Linked DNA regions of Mus musculus: region 2 is linked to region 1. The links are chromatin loops, found by intact Hi-C in ENCODE. Cell type or tissue: heart. All regions are shown on one strand.

What was found. Peaks named below come from ENCODE experiments on the same cell type or tissue, not always from the same donor. Only the 100,000 strongest peaks of a DNase experiment are listed, where the experiment ranks them.
Region 2: a loop joins it to region 1, with 2.6 times the contacts of the local background. A loop is called at or near these places in 2 of 42 quality-filtered maps.

The regions. Positions count from the first base shown.
Region 1 is chr7:105,169,472-105,171,971 of GRCm38, forward strand. No RefSeq gene overlaps it. Among named protein-coding and RNA genes, the nearest start is that of Olfr685, 11 kb to the right of the region's middle. In heart, a CTCF peak has its summit at 1,450; no DNase peak of the experiment used is centred here.
Region 2 is chr7:105,224,738-105,227,237 of GRCm38, forward strand. No RefSeq gene overlaps it. Among named protein-coding and RNA genes, the nearest start is that of Olfr687, 1.7 kb to the right of the region's middle. In heart, a CTCF peak has its summit at 1,541; no DNase peak of the experiment used is centred here.

The sequences.
Region 1 (2,500 bases):
TTTGGTTCCTTGGTTTCTGTTTCTTCTCTGGATTTTAGGTGGATGTGGTAGCTGTATGATGCCTGTTAGAAATTTTTCTGTGGACCTGACAGGCATGACCACCAGGGGCTCCAGGTACAATGTGTTTCTGGATATTGGGTGTTGACGCTTAGGAATGGTTCTAGGATAGGATCTGAGGGCATTCACAGGAGAGAAGAAAGCAGAGTGTTCCACCAAGATCTGCTCAGTTAGCCTCCTTGTAATGGGGGTAAAGAATAAAATAAGTCACTCCAGAAGGCCTGCCATAGAGCTTGGGATGAGACTGGGATTTGGATCTTGAGAAATAGTAGGAGAGGGGAAGATCTGAAGACAACCTGTCTGCTTCTCTAGTAGGAGTGGCTAGGGGAGTTAGCAGGGTGTGCCTGCTACAGGTGGTGCTGGGATAAAGCAATTAGTGGTGAAGGGGGGTTAGGAAAGGATGATCTGTGGAATCTACAGATGTGGGCAGTGAGGGAAGGAAGGCTGCAGCAGGTGTTCCACTGAAGAGTTAGGGATGAGACTAGAGGATTGAATTCGGAAGGATAGAGGGATTGATAAAGGCCTTCAGTTAGCATATCTGGCTTGCTCAACTGGTGTATTCCCAGGGGATGCCTGCTGGTGTTGAAAGCTGAGGTAATGTAATGATTTGGGGGAGAAGAGCCTTCTGATCCATTTGGGATAAGGTCAGAGAGGAAAGTAGGTGCTCTGCTGTAGAGGTAGTAATGAGACTGGGCCCTTGGATCTGGGGGAGCAAAATGAGAGGTGAACATCTGTATCAGCCTGCTTGCTTCTCTGATGGGAGTTTTACAGGCTATTTTGCCCATAAATCCTTCTAAAAGTAGCTTATCTATAAGCAACTAACCATGTTTTTAAAAATCAATAAATAATACTTAGCTATAGATGATGAACTAAATTGATGTAATTGTAGCTACAAATGATGGCATATATCCTTAGATCTAAAACTTGGGAAACATGAGGATACCAATTTTAAGAACTACCTGAGCTATATAGTTAATGCCAGGTTTCATAGTAACACACTGTTTCTATAGTTAAATGAACAAATAAACTTATTATGTATTTCATTTATATATATATACAGATATTGATAAAGTAATAGATTGTTAAATACCAAGAGTTTATACTGCCCTGGTGAAGGCTTGACTAATATGATTTGGTTTGATATTAGCTTTAAATGTCACCAAGGAAAGAAAATCAGAGCATGTGTTTTATTGTTTTTGATCTATTGAATTAACCACTAAAAGCCCCATATGCGTTATAAGTAGGAAGTACAGAATCTTCATGAAGTGACTGGCCCACACATAGGTTTTAGAAATCCCTCAGTGACTGCTGAAACAGAATTGTCAGCCGACTTTCAAACATGAAATAGCAGTGCAGAACTATAATTCGCTCCTTACTGTTATTCTCAATCATAGCCACACGAAGGCACTGTTGCCTTGCCAATAATGAAGAGTCTTCTTCCTTGCAATAATGCTATTGCTTACTCCTATTGGCTGTACAACTTTGACATTCCAAACTTTGTTGTCACAGTCAGCCTGTATTAGCAAAGAGACCTCTCATAGATTTCCTGTTAAGTGACAAAATGTGGAGCCTGGAAAGATGATTCAGAGGCTAAAAGCATTTCCTGCTCTTTCTAAAGATTGGAGTTCACAATCGCCTGTAACTGCAGATCCCATACCCTCTTATGGCTTCCACTTGGATGTGCACACACACACTCACACACACACATACACACACACAGACACACACACATCAGATAGATAGATAGATAGATAGATGATACATACATACATACATACATACATACATACATTATAGATTCCTTCAAAAGATATTTACAAATTTTCTATATATCACCAATTTGAAATTTTACTTCATTTTATCTACTCAACAGAGTGTTCAAAGGCTTCTGCTAGAACAATATCATAGTGTAGGAACCTCAAAACAAGCAACTCTTTTCTTCATCTGCATTCCCTGTCATCTTTACCTGTATGTGAGTTTGCTTCTGGGCCTGTCTAATTGTCTGGCTTGCTCCGTCAACCATCTTCACTGAGACCGGTAACTTGTGGGAAAACTGAGTGATACCCAATGGCATCACTTGTCGTCCAACTTTGTTAAAGTCCATTTCTGTGGTATTTAACATTTGAGCATGAAAGTCAGAAAAACTGAAAGAAGGAGGCAAACCCTGAAGTTACTGCTGTGTTTCACACTGTAAAACGTAATTTCAAACTTCTAAAACTGGGTTGACTGTATCAGTTGGCATGTAAATAGCATCTAGGATGTATCAGGCAAGAATTCGCTGAAGAACCACATAATCCGATCTTTCTCAACTTGTTCTAACAAAAGCATTCCATCCAACACAGAGTAGCACAGGTTAATGTATTTCTTGTCATGCACACAGTCATAGGCACCTTCAGGATGTGATCTCTAGGGTAGGATGGAGGGCTGACTGTATGTTTGGCTG
Region 2 (2,500 bases), 55 kb after region 1:
GATTTGCATTTCCCTGATGATTAAGGATGTTGAACATTTTTTCAGGTGCTTCTCTGCCATTCGGTATTCCTCAGGTGAGAATTCTTTGTTCAGTTCTGAGCCCCATTTTTTTAATGGGGTTATTTGATTTTCTGGAGTCCACCTTCCTGAGTTCTTCATATATATTGGATATTTGTCCCCTATCTGATTTAGGATAGGTAAAGATCCTTTCCCAATCTGTTGGTGGTCTTTTTGTCTTATTGACGGTGTCTTTTGCCTTGCAGAAGCTTTGCTGTTTCATGAGGTCCCATTTGTCAATTCTCGATCTTACAGCACAAGCCATTGCTGTTCTATTCAGAAATTTTTCCCCTGTGCCCATATCTTCAAGGCTTTTCCCCACTTTCTCCTCTATAAGTTTCAGTGTCTCTGGTTTTATGTGAAGTTCCTTGATCCACTTAGATTTGACCTTAGTACAAGGAGATAGGAATGGATCGATTTGCATTCTTCTACATGATAACAACCAGTTGTGCCAGCACCATTTGTTGAACAAAACACCCATGGAAGGAGTTACAGAGACAAAGTTTGGAGCTGTGGCGAAAGGATGGGCCATCTAGAGACTGCCATATCCAGGGATCCACCCCATAATCAGCTTCCAAATGCTGACACCATTGCATACACTAGCAAGATTTTGCTGAAAGGACCCAGATATAGCTGTCTCATGTGAGACTATGCCGGGGCCTAGCAAACACAGAAGTGGATGCTCACAGTCAGCTATTGGATGGATCACAGGGCTCCCAATGGAGGAGCTAGAGAAAGTACCCAAGGAGCTAAAGGAATCTGCAACCCTATAGGTGGAACAACATTATGAACTAACCAGTACCCCGGAGCTCTTGACTCTAGCTGCATACGTATCAAAAGATGGCCTAGTTGGCCATCACTGGAAAGAGAGGCCCATTGGACACACAAACTTTATATGCCCCAGTACAGGGGAACGCCAGGGCCAAAAAATTGGGAATGGGTAGGTAGGGAAGTGGGGGGGAGGGCATGGGGGACTTTTGGGATAGCATTGGAAATGTAATTGAGGAAAATACATAATAAAAAAATATTAAAAATTTTTTTAAAAATTGTTTGCTTCAGCAGATAACAACTGACACTTTCTTTTATACACACACACACATATATATATATCAGCTTTAATTAAAAGCAAACAAAATAAAAATTAAAAAAAATAACAAAATCTTTTAAAATAAAAATATTAATAACAAAAAATGTCTTTTGTCTTTCTGTTTAATAAAATCATTAACTGATTCTGAACTTGTTTTCTGTGACAGATTTCAAGGTCCAGGTGCATCTGTGTGTGACCCACCTTGCTCTGAGAAGACCCCCACAGCTTCTGTGCTCAACCAATGGAATTGCATGCCCAGCTGCTCATAACAAGATGGCTTCACAGAGCTGCCAGAGAGGTCCCCAAGGTGCCAAGCTGTACTGCTCTCTGCTTTTTTTTTTTTTTTTTTTTTTTTTTTTTTTTTTGCAGTCCTGGCTCTTTACCACAAGGCAGCAGCCTAGTACCACCCAAGAAGTGTGGAGGGCTGAGCAAGCCACTCCAATCCAGCTTAGAGGTCTCATGGATGGCAGAGTGACTGGCTGGCTTGTGAAGTTTATTATTGTTGTGTCTGTGGTGCCTGCCCTCAGCAGGTAGGATGCAGATGGAATGAGAAGGAAGAGGGAGAGGCTGTAGCTCTTGCCATCCCTGGTGGGTTCTGATGGATTCCCATTTACTATGGTTGTGGCTCCTTCACCCTGCCTGCACTGAGTGCTCTTGTACATAGAACAGAATACTGAGTGATTGTGCAGTCAGGCTTTAAAGACCTACAGTGTGCCATTTGCCTTGATTGTAGACATTTTGGTGCCTTGCCACTTTACCCATGATGTGGGAACTAGGGGGAAAGTTAGAAAAAGCCTACCTTCATGTCATCTAGACATTTGTACTAATGTTTTTGCAGAGGCAGGAGGGACAGTTTTCATCTCATGGGGACATTCAAAGGGACTTAGTTTTATAGCCTGAGAATCTAAGTTAAAATTCTGGCTGTTTTAGCTCTAGGATAGCTTTTTGTTCTGTCATCATGGCAGACAGAGCTCTCTCTTGTAGCTTACACCCCTTATCACACCACCAAACATGTTCATGGACTGAAAATGTAACATTCTGATAATATGCCCAAGTTGTTCTAAAGACACATAGATGAGAACCTAGCAGACTTCTTTGTACAAATTGATAAGTTAGGGCTGCTGAGGTGACTTGACAAATTAAACCTGATGACCTGAGATTGGTCCCTGGAGCCAAAATGGTTTAAGGAAAGATCTTATTTCCACAAGAGTCCCCTGCTTCTACAGAGATGCTGCAGGCCCATATGTGTGCTCTCTCTTGTTCTCTCTCTCTCTCTCTCTCTCTCTCTCTCTCTCTCTCTCTCTCACACACACACACACACACACACACCCCTTCCAAACACTAACATACTCAATA